2 separate regions of the Homo sapiens genome follow, and region 1 is linked to region 2. A link is a contact called in ENCODE Hi-C or POLR2A ChIA-PET data. All regions are on one chromosome and are shown on one strand. The core of a region is the stretch at or near the end of the contact, and the rest is flanking DNA. Distances in the headings are between cores, read along the strand shown. Region 1 holds the start of TFCP2 (transcription factor CP2). Region 2 overlaps TFCP2 (transcription factor CP2).

Region 1 (5,795 bases), core at 2,303-4,802, 54 kb after region 2:
CGTAGTGTTATATGCCTATAGTCTCAGCTACTCGGAAGGCTGAAGTGAGAGGATCACTTGAGCCCGGGAGATGGAAGTTCTACTGAGCCGAGATGGTGCCACTGCACCCCAGCCTGAGTGACAGAACAGGACCCGTCTCAAAAAGAAAAGAAAAGAAGAAAGTACTTAAAATGTTGGCACACTATACTCTCAAGAACTCAAAGTGATGTTTGAAACTTGTGCATTTGATTTTGATGTTGAAAAAACTAAATGTGTAAATATGCAAGCCATTCTAATGTCTGTGAAAAACACAGAGTATGATTTGTAAAGAACTCTTAATTAAATGTAAGATGGCATAGTATCAAGAGCATATGGTATTGCACCTAGTAGATTAACAAATGTTTGCTGGTGATGTTAACTATTTTTATAATGAGTACAGTTATATTTAATTATTTCCAGCCTAACCTCTGGTAACCTAAACAAAATCAAACTTTTTGCTGTGAATATCTTTACACAAGTAACAGCATAAAAAATTGTCAAATATTATGTCAGACGCTCATGTGTAAGTTCAGGGTCAGGGCACTTACTTTCAGACCAAATTAACCTCTGTTTTTATGCTCAGACTTACATAAACAAGGATAGGTAAAACCAAAGTTAAATTTCTCATGACTAAGAACACTGCATGATAGAACATATGGAACTCAAGTTTCCCTGAAAATCACTAAAATATTTATATAACGATAGTATTTTTTTCCAATTTTTCTTAATTTTTAAAATCTTTCTTTTTTTTTAATTTTAAGAGATGAGGTCTCACTCTGTCACCAGGCTGGAGTACAGTGGTGCAATCACAACTCACTGCAGACTCAAACTCCTGGGCTCAAGCAATCCTCCCACCTCAGTCTCCTGAGTAGCTGGGGCTACAGGAACATGCCACCAGGCCTGGGTAATTTATTTGTTGATTTATTTGTGGAGAGCGGGTCTTGAACTCCTTGGCTTCAAGAGATCCTCCAGTCTCCACCCCCCAAAGTGCTGGGATTACAGGCATGATTATTATTTAGAATAATAGTCTTTATTATTCTAAGTAAAGATTCCTGAAGATGCTGAAGTATTAAATTCTCTCCCCCTTTTTTTTTTTGAGACGGAGTTTTACTCTTGTTGCCTAAGCTGGAGTGCAATGATGCGATCTCTGCTCACTGCAACCTCCGCCTCCCGGTTCAAGCAATTCTCCTGCCTCAGCCTCCCAAGTAGCTGGGATTACAGGCGTGCGCCACCACACCCGTCTAATTTTTTGAATTTTTAGTAGAGACGGGGTTTCACCATGTTGGCCAGGCTGTTCTCGAACTCCTGACCTCGTGATCCGCCCACCTCAGCCTACCAAAGTGCTGGGATTACAGGCATGAGCCACCGTGCCCGGCCTGAAGTATTAAATTCTAACTCATAATTTTACTTCAGTGAGGTAAGTCTACTTTGAATTGGCAGGAATAAAGGAACTTTATATAACTCTTAAAAGATCTCATTATCAGAATGAAAAATGCATCTACTTTCCCCCTAAAAAGCATCTTTCCCCTATGAACTCATAAACCCAATGAAAATGTTAAGTTCTAGTCTCTTGACTCACTTATTTAGATTAAGTCTTAATAATGCATTAGGAAACCCAATTATAGTCCATCTACCCCTAAGATGCAGCTGTTTCAACATTTCCATACAGGATTCTTACACATCTATAAATGAAATAAACTATACTGGAGGAATGAAGCAGCCAATGCATGCAACAAGTTATATAGGCAATAATGTTGCTTTCAAAGGAGTTTTTGTTTTGTTTTGCTTTGTTTTTCAAATGGAGTCTCACTTTGTTGCCCAGGCTGGAGTGCAATGACACCATCTCTGCTCACTGCAACCTCCGCCTCCCGGGTTCAAGCGATTCTCCTGCCTCAGCCTCCCGAGTGGCTGGGATTACAGGCCCGCGCCACCACACCCGGCTAATTTTTGTATTTTTAGTAGAGACGGGGTTTCACCACGTTGGCCACGATGGTCTCGAACTCCTGAGCTCAAGTGATCCGCCCGCCTCAGCCTCCCAAAGCGCTGGGATTACAGGCGTGAGCCACCGCACCCGGCCGAAAGGAGATTTTTCATCTGTTATCAACAACTGGCTTGATACATAAAGATCCAGAAGCATCTTAAGTTTTCTTCGTCACTTTTTCATTTCACAGCTTATGTTTTAAAAGTCAGAAATCCCAGAATTAAGTAAAGTCTTAAAGCAAGCTAGTGGTAAGATAGAGCTGTACGGACTTCTTCATCAAGGACTTCCATATCTTTCCAACAAGAAACGAACCAATATTCATCATTAAGCACCAGCTCCCAATTTCCCAACTTCCTAGATACCATTCCTATGCTATATGTAACCCTTCTTCACACAACGTCAGACTTACCCACACATACACCATCAGTCCCCAAGTCTCCCACATTGGCACAAAAGCCTCTCAACATTCATCTGGTTACTAATCAGGGACCACTTCCTTCTTCCACTGATTCTGCACAGGCTTCATATCGCCTACAATCGCTTTTTCCATTTCTTCCACAACACTAACTACTCAAAGCGACAAAAGAACAAGTCCCTTTTCCCCAATCGTAAACAGCTTTTTAAAACTCTATACACCTCCTTCCCACTCAACCCCTTTTCTTAGTGTCTATCCGCCTTTGTTATTCAGAAGGTGTAGGGTCTGGGAAAATCTCACTCACCTCATGCTATAGGCACCAGCACCCAGTTCCTGGCCGATCCCGGACAGGCTAGCATCAAAGTCCTGCACCAACCCGGATTCAATCACTTCGTCGGCCAGAGGCAGCTTCAGAGCCCAGGCCATCCTGGCTCCTTCCTTGCCCCAGGAGACACCGTGTCTTGTACAAAGGCGCGGAGGGTAATTCTACCCAACAGGAGTAACGCAAACCAAGAAAACTACAAACCAAGGTTTCCCACGCAGTGCCCACCAGCCACCCCCAAGCCCGACCAGCACTGCTCTGTGCACAACTAATCTCCCGTACCCTTGGCTGCTCGTTCTTGGCTGCCCCAGGTTCCAAAATCCCCCCTGCCCAGCTCTCAGGAACGTGAGGACCCCTTTGCTCAACTACTGCAGACTTCCCAGAGGCAGCTCTGGACTCCCGCACTCCCACTCCTCTTGAGAGTTCGTAGTGGTGGCTTGCTGCTTCCCAGTCAGACCAGCAGCAGCCGCAGGAAGCCAGCCCGGCGCTCCCACGCTGCTTTTGCACCTTTTCCCCCGCCCCTTTCTGCTGGAGGCCCCCTCCCTCCCAGGTCTCGCTCTCTCTTTCCCCTCCAGGCCTCGCTTCCGGTCAGTCCCACGATCACTTCCGGTCACCCCTTCTCAACCCCACGGCTTAGAACCAAATCCAGGTTTCCGCTGAGCCGACTTCTCGCCCTCTGTAGCCCCCCACGGCCTGGAAACATGGAAGGAGAAAGTCCAGCACAGGCGTAAAACCTAGACTCGCCAGGCCCTTCCACCGTCCGCCGCCCCAGCGCCAACCAATCATGGCGTCCTCTTTCCTCGCCTGCCCGGCGAACATGACGTCACGCTGTCGTTCGCCTATAAAGAAGAGACCGCGTCAGTCTCGGCAGCGATGATAGGCGGGCTGCGCCACGGCTCTGCCCCCGAGATGGGCTGGGCGATCACGGGGAGGACCCGGCGTGCAAGTGTCCGGGTTTAAACGTGTATCCGTGTAGTTACCAGAGTTCTGGTATTCGCTACCCATCAAGTCGTCACCCTGAGCCATGGAAGGAGCCCTTCTTCTAGCCTTATGAACCCACTCCACCCCTGGCGGACTCTTGACGGCTTCCCAAACGCTCCTTACGTGTGTGCGCTTGCTCCTGCCCATACTCCTGTCTCCTTAAACTCACCTCTCCGGAGGTCAAGACCCTGCATAAGTCCCACTTCCCTGTATATTCATTTTATCTTCGGCATCCTCTCTAATGCATTTGAACAGAAAAGCATGAGATCAGTAAAAATGTGGTTTTTAGGCCGGGCGCGGTGGCTCACGCCTGTAATCCCAGCACTTTGGGAGGCCGAGGCGGGCGGATCACCTGAGGTCGGGAGTTCAAGACCAGCCTGACCAACATGGAGAAACCCCGTCTCTACTAAAAATACAAAAATTAGCTAGGTGTGGTGGCGCGGGCCTGTAATCCCAGCTACTCGGGAGGCTGAGGCAGGAGAATCTCTTGAACCCAGGAGGCGGAGGTTGCAGTGAGCCGAGATCGCGCCATTGCACTCCAGCCTGGGCAACAAAAGTGAAACTCCGTCTCAAAAAAAAAAAAAAAAAAAAAAAAAAAAAAAAAAAAAACAGTGGTTTTTAAAAGGTTGTTGTGCTGGTATGGGGTGTTGGAATTTAAAAGATCTGAAAATCAGAGTTTAGGCTGGCGTCTTCATTTGCTACTTTGGTGTCTTCAGAACAATTGCTTAATGTCACAGATTTAGCTTCCTCGTTTGTAAACGGGAGTGGGAGTAACTTTATCTGCTCCACCTTCCTCCTTTGAGGATTGAGTAATAATGGCCATTGTTTATTAAGTATCAACTACTGCTAGGAACTTTATTACACTATGAGTAGTCCTCAAAGCGATCTTGGAATTAGAATTATAAAGCTAAATTTAATGACTCTTATTTTATCAGTAAGAAACCAAGGCTAAGCCCTTAAATTGGCCGGAGCTAAATTGACATGCCAGCTTCAGAGCTGATTCCAAAGCCTGGCATTTTTCGTTACAAGACATTGCCTTTATGTGAAAGTCTTGGTTCATTGTTGTATTCCGTTGCTGAATTTTTTAAAATCTGCCTTGACTTATACTTTTGTATATATCTGCCTCTCTCACTAGATTGATCTAAAGAATAAGGAATAGGTCTTTTTCAGGCTTGCGTTCTAAATATCTCCTACTATAGTTCCTGCTTTCAACAGGACTTTTAAACATGTTTATTGAATTTAAAAAGGAATGAAAAAGGAATAAGAGAACCAAGAAAAAGAGAGAAGTTGACATGAAGATGGCAACATGTTGTGCTGGTATGGGGTGTTTCAGCCACAGGCATCTCTCTGAAGGCTCCAGGCTTAAACCTGCCGTCTTACCTTGGTAAGCCCTAGGATCAAAGTCTTAGCTCATTCTGGAGACATTCAGTATCTCTTTAAGCCATCTTTTCTTCCCATGAGCCAGTTCTATCTCAAAATGTGTGACTGTGGATAAAGGAATGGGTCCTGGGCTCATAGACAAAAAGAGAGATGTCACATGGAGATCTGAGGGCTCAAAGTTTTTGGGTTTTGTTTTTGTTTTTGAGATAGAGTCTTGGTCTCTCGAACAGGCTGGAGTGCAGTGGCGCAATCTCAGCTCACTGCAACCTCCATCTCCCAGGTTCAAGCAATTCTCCTGCCTCAGCCTCCCGAGTAGCTGGGATTACAGGTGTGTACCACCACACCCGGCTAATTTTTGTATTTTTAGTAGCGACGGGGTTTCACCATGTTGGCCAGGCTGGTTCTGAACTGACCTCAAATGATCCACCTGGCGCAGCCTCCCAAAGTGCTGGGATTACAGGCGTGAGCCACCGTGCCCGGTGGTCAAAATCCTTTGTAAACCAGCATTGTACTTAGGGTATTTTTAAACCTCTCTTAGATAGAGCCATGCCTTGTTTGACCATCAGCTCCATCTCTAGCTGTGTAATCTCAGGCAAGTAACTTTACATCTCTGAGCCTCAGTATTTTAATGCATAAATTAGTGAAAATAATACCTCCCCCTAAAATTGTTGTGAGTATTTTTTTTTTGAGACGGAGTC
Region 2 (6,085 bases), core at 1,918-4,417:
TATACACACAATGGAGTATTATTCAGCCTTGCATGGGAAGGAAATGCTAATGTATGCTATACCATGAACCTTGAAAACATTATGCTAAGTGAAAAATGCCAGTCACAAAAGGACAAATACTGTATGATTTCATTTATGCAGTACTTAGTAGTCCAATTCATAGAGACAGAAAGGAGAATAGTGGTTACCAGGGGCTGTGAAGAAGGGAGAATGGGGAGTTGTTGTTTAACAGGTACAGACTTCTGGTTTTGCAGATGAGAAAAGTTCTGGAGATGGATGATAGTGATGGTTACACAATAATGTGAATGTACCTAATGTTACTGAACTATCCACTTAAAAATGGTTAAAATGATAACTTTTATGTAATGTATATTTTACCACAACTTAAAAAACAACAAAATCAACCTATAGTTGCTATGGAACTAAAGTGTTTACACTTCCAACTTCAATTTTGATATCATTTTAACTTGTATTACTTAAAATTTTTTATGCTTAGTAAATAATTTCAAGGTTTATACTAATTGAGCCTCTCAAGCATATGAATCAAGGTAAATGTCAAATAAAGAAAACCAACTCTGGGTCCATAGCTAAAGGCATTTCCTAGGCAATAGATTCTCTTAACTCACCTATGTCAAGAATTCTGTCTCCAGGTCGGTTCCACCTCCAGCCCTCTAGCTGCTGATGCTCAGTGTACTGAAGCCTTCTGTCATGGAACACCACACGGAATATACTCTAAAAGGATACAACAAAATCAGATGATAACAAGACCTCTTGAAAATCAGTGCTGACAAAGAAAAACTAGCAGGATTCACTGCCAGTTTGTTTCTAAACGCAATCTAAAATTATTTTTCTTAAGATCTGTTTCACTCTAAAACCCATACCATACTAAGTGCTATTTCAGGATAAAATTTTATAATTTCTCAGATATAATCTTTTTTTTTTTTTTTGAAACAGATTTTGCTCTTGTTGCCCAGGTTGGAGTGCAATGGTGTGATCTCGGCTCACCGCAACCTCCACCTCCCGGGTTCAAGGAATTCTCCTGCCTCAGCCTCCTGAGTAGCTGGGATTACAGGCATGTGCTACCACGCCTGACTAATTTTGTATTTTTTGTAGAGACAGGGTTTCTCCATGTTGGTCAGGCTGGTCTCAAACTCCCAACCTCAGGCGACCCGCCCGCCTCAGCCTCTCAAAGTGCTGGGACTATAGGCGTGAGCCACCGGGTCCAGCCAATTTCTCAGATAGAATCTTTATAGTTAACTGGTACCATATTTAAAACTTGGCTTAAACTTCAGTCCGATGGTAACTAGGAATAAAGTACTCCTGTCTGAAGCGTTTCTGCACACCTCTTCTGTTATACCACGGCCTATCTGGCTTAGCTCTTCAGATGTATATGAAAAACTCACCAACTCCCCCGCTTGCTAACCCACCATACAACCTGTAAACACTGAGGGTAGGTAGAGCCTGTTTCCATCAACTTTCCTTTTGTTACTCTTACTTTGTAGAAGTGCCTATTAATTCCTCCCACCACCTTTTGACAAAACTCCTCTGTTTCAACTGTGCTGTGAATTATCAAAATCCTAACTGTTAATCTAGACTAAGAGAACTGCTCTTCATCAAAGTAGCTTCTGTTTTCCTTGCTATAAGACTAAGTATCAAAAAAGACACTGAGGCTTCTCTAAAGATCTCAAGGAGGTTACTTTACTCCACCCAAAAGAACTTCACTGAGCCAGGGGTGATTACCCTGGACAGGGAGTGGTAAGCGTTCTATTTCTGCAGCTCTGAAAAATTCATGTGAATACTGGGGCTTACTCTGACCCCAAAGAAATAACACATCAGCTTACTACTCTGCCAACAAATTACTGCAGGCAAGAGATACCATTAAGCCATTGGAAGCAAAAGAACATTAACAACAACAACAAAATTTAAAATCCCAAAAGGATTAGTAAAAAATATTGTACAGAAGAATGATTTATTCGTTTTACCTTCACCAATTTGCCATTAATTTCTGGAAGTTCTCCAAGTTTCCTATTGTCTAGCATTCGAATTTCATAAGACTGTCCTAGAAGAAAAAGTAATTACATATTATATTCACCACAAATTAACTTTGCTAGATTCGGAAAGAATAAAATTCAGTTGGTTGAATATACAACAGTATAATAATATTATTAGTATTAGTAACAACAATCAGAAGCCTTTACAAGATGCTCAGCACTGTGCTAAGTATTGTCACATTATCTCATTTAACTGATATACTTTTCTAAGGTATTATCAATCCCATTTTACAGACAAAGAAATTGAAACTTAAAAGAGTTTTAGCAACTTGTCCAAGGCCACACAATTGGTAAATAATAGAGCCAGGTAGAGTAATACTTCTCAGACAGTAACCAATGGGAGTGTCTAGGGAATATGATTAGGAAGAGGAAGCTGGACACTAAAAATGGACAGCTAAGCAAAAGAAGCTAGTAATAGATATCAAGTATGACATTAGAACTCAAATCTCTGAAGTAGGACTTCTAGTTTGATAGGCCACACTAGAAAGATCTAAGTTTTTACATATAAGTGTACCTAATAAAACATCATAAATGGCCGGGCACGGTGGCTCACGCCTGTAATCCCAGCACTTTGGGAGGCCAAGGCAGGCGGATCATGAGGTCAGGAGATCGAGACCATCCTGGCTAACACGATGAAACCCTATCTCTACTAAAAATACAAAAAAATTAGCCGGGTGTGGTGGCGGGTGCCTGTGGTCCCAGCTACTCAGGAGGCTGAGGCAGGAGAATGGTGTGAACCCGGGAGGCAGAGCTTGCAGTGAGCCAAGATGGCGCCACTACACTCCAGCCTGGGTGACGCCGTCTCAAAACAAACAAACAAACAAAAAAATCATAAATACAGTAGGTCTGCAATAGTACTAATGAATGAGGAAGCATCTAACCTTGATTGAGATACGTTAGGGTTTCATCATGGAGTTTCACTGCTGGAGAGGTAGCAGCACAAAGCACATATTGAAAAGGCAGGATTTTATTCTCATTATCAGGAGGCAAACTCGACTCTTCTTGCTTAAAAATGGGCAATGCAAGGACATCACTAAAATAAAACAAATGACTCACATTAATACCTGGCAATGGTGCAAACGCAGGTTTATTGCTGAATGATTTAACTGCAATGCTTTGGAAAGCCATAAACATTACTCACCTTGGTGGAGTTTCATCCCAAGAATTCCATTTAGATTACCTGCTGTGATATCCCCCTGACCACAACAGTGTGGGTGATGACAGATATTCACTGCTAAAACCACTAAGTGTTAAAGAGAATGTTTCTAGGAATCATAGACAGGGGTTCCTAAAAGGACTGTGGAAATTATAAACAGAGTTCTAAAATGTATAAATCTAGGACATTCAGTAACGTCTTCATTCTCAGAAAGGCAACAACTATACTATCTATATAACCATATCAGCTGATTTACTATAAGGACTAAAATAACTTCTACAATTCCTTAGAAGCCACGTGAAAAGGACAAATCAATAACGAGTATATATTTCAAGGTCATCTTACATTCTGTGGAATAACAACTAATATTGAGATGTTCCTACAAGCCATTTCCTCTAAGAAAAAGCTTTTTGTATCTATCAGTTTATCTAAACTTGCAAACCAAAGACACATACCCATCCTTTGTCAGTGGGAATGTAAAACCACACTCTCATCCTTTTGTCAGTAGCAATGTACAATGACATAAAACAGTTTAGGAAAAGGTTTGGCAGTTTTTTATAAAATTAAACATGCAGTCAGGCACAGTGGCTCATGCCTGTAATCCCAGCAATTTGGGAGGCCGAGGTGGGCGGATCACCTGAGGTCCGGAGGTGGAAACCCGCCTGACCAACATGGCGAAACCCTGTCTCTACTAAAAATACAAACCTAGCTGGGAGTGGTGGCGCATGCCTGTAATCCCAGCTACTCAAGAGGCTGAGGCAGGAGAACTGCTTGAACCCGGGAGGTGGAGGTTGTAGTGAGCCGAGATGGTGCCACTGCACTCCAGCCTGGGCAACAAAGGCGAAACTCCATCTCAAAAAAAAAAAATTAATTAAAAAAATTAAATTAAATTAACCATGCATCTATTGACCCAGCAATTCCACCCATTGGTACTTATCCAAGAAAAATGAAAATGTAAGTCCACCCAAGACTTGTTATAAATGTTCACAGCATAAAAGCAAAAACTAGGCCAGGTGCTCACGCCTGTAATCCCAGCACTTCGGGAGGCCGAGGCGGGTGGATCACCTGAGGTCAGGAGTTTGAGACCAGCCTGGCCAACATGGTGAAACCCTGTCTCTACCAAAATTACAAAAATTAGCTGGGTGTGGTGGCGCATGCCTGTGGTCCCAGATACTTGGGAGGCTGAGGCAGGAGAATCACTTGACCTCAGGAGGCAGAGGTGCAGTGAGCCGAGATCGTGGCACTGCACTCCAGCCTGGGCAACAAAGCAAGACTCTGTCTCAAAAAAAAAAAAAAAAAAAAAAAAGAACAACAACAACAACAAAAAAATAAAAACTGGAAAGAACCTAAATGTTCATGAGTAAGAGAACGGATGTACAAACCATGGTATATCCATACAATGGACTACTCAGTGAAACAAAGGAATGCAACACGGATGAATCTCACAGATATAATGCTCGACAAAAAAAGCCGGACACAAAGAATGTGTAATGCATGGTTCTGTTTATATGACAGTCTAAAACAGGCAGAGCCAAAGAGAACAATGGTTTCCTGGTGGGGCAGGGGATGACTTGGAAGGTATATAAGGGAACTTTGTAGGGAGATAAAAATGTATTATACTATGATAGGTCTGCTACGTGGTTGTAACTGTAACAGCTTATTTTTGCATCTCATTGTATATGAATTTTACCTAAAAAAAAAATTATTGATTAGAGGATGGGGAATAGGTAGAAGTAAAAATAATAAAAGAGGGCTAGGTGTGGTGGCTCACGGCTGTAATTCCAGCACTTTGGGAGGCCAAGGCAGGCAGATCACTTGAGGCCAGGAGTTCAAGACCAGCTTGGCCAACATGGTGAAACCCCATCTCTACTATTAATAAAAATACAAAAATTAGATGGGTGTGGAGACACACATCTGTAATCCCAGCTATGTCAGAGGCTGAGGCACGAGAATCACTTGAGCCGAGATTGTGCCACTGCACTCCAGCCTGGGCGACATAGCGAGACTGTGTCTCAAAAAAAAAAAAAAAAAAAAGGTAAAAAGAGTAGTAACATGTTAAAGCAAGGTGATGAGTACAAGAGGGTTCATCATATTATTCTGTTTACTTTGTATATGTTTGAAATTTTCCACAGTAAAGTTTTTTTTAAAAAAGAAAAAATATATATAGGCCACAGAGTACTTCTGGGTACAAAAGAAAAGGAACAGGGTACATGAAATAAAAGAAACAATTAAGATTCCCTTGGCTAGGCACGGTATGGCTCATGCCTGTAATCCCAGCACTTTGGGAGGCCAAGGGGGGCAGATCACTTGAGGTCAGGAGTTTGAGACCAGCCTGGCTAGCATGGTAAAACCCCGTCTCCACTAAAAGTACAAAAATTAGCCGGGCGCGTTGGCGCGCGCCTAGTCCCAGCTACTTGGGAGGCTGAGGCAGGAGAATTGCTTGAACCTGGGAGGTGGAGGTTGCAGTGAGCCAAGATCGTACCACTGCACTGAAGCCCGGGAGACAGAGCGAGACTCCATCTCAAAAGAAAAAAAAATATTCCCCCAAAAGATCAGAAGTCAGGAATCCAGTGATTTTTTTTTTTTTTTTAAGACAGTCTCACTCTGTCTCCCAGGCTTGAGTGCAGTGGCACGATCTCGGCTCACTGCAACCTCCACCTCCCGGGTTCAAGTGACTCTCCTGCCTCAGACTCCCAAGTAGCTGGGACTACATGCACACGCCACCACACCCGACTAACTTTTGTATTTTTAGTAGAGACGAGGTCTCACCATGTTGGCCAGGCTGGTCTCAAACTCCTGACCTCAAGTGATCTGCCCACCTCAGCCTCCCAAAGTACTATGATTATAGGCATGAGCCACCACACCCAGCCCAATGATT

What was found. Hi-C counts contacts between places; a loop is a spot of excess contacts on that map. ChIA-PET counts read pairs that join two places held with the same protein, here RNA polymerase II (POLR2A). Pooled maps may share reads with other maps.
Region 1: a map of mammary epithelial cell shows a loop between it and region 2 (7-fold over the local background). The contact joins the promoter of TFCP2 here to the enhancer-like site in region 2. A Hi-C loop is called at or near these places in 7 of 168 maps with a recorded cell type or tissue (Caco-2, IMR-90, PC-3 and 4 more) and 4 of 50 pooled maps. POLR2A ChIA-PET finds 5 or more read pairs at or near these places in 6 of 52 experiments (K562, MCF 10A, PC-9 and 1 more).

What each region holds. Positions count from the first base shown.
Region 1 is chr12:51,169,583-51,175,377 of GRCh38, forward strand. It overlaps TFCP2 (transcription factor CP2), which reads right to left and starts at 3,553. Exons shown (of 15, transcript NM_005653.5): 1 at 2,719-3,553. The coding sequence starts at 2,840. LOC124902933 (a long non-coding RNA gene) reads left to right here and starts at 4,973. Exons shown (of 2, transcript XR_007063307.1): 1 at 4,973-5,101. RefSeq lists enhancers at 2,836-2,885, 2,986-3,733, 3,826-3,875.
Region 2 is chr12:51,115,689-51,121,773 of GRCh38, forward strand. TFCP2 (transcription factor CP2) reads right to left here. Exons shown (of 15, transcript NM_005653.5): 2 at 2,933-3,084; 3 at 1,983-2,059; 4 at 627-732. Among named protein-coding and RNA genes, the nearest start is that of CSRNP2, 35 kb to the left of the region's middle. Within about 2 kb of position 3,168, at least 2 of the 41 ENCODE cell types and tissues checked have a DNase peak (open chromatin) inside an H3K27ac peak, as active enhancers do; they include PC-9, where a contact is called at or near this core.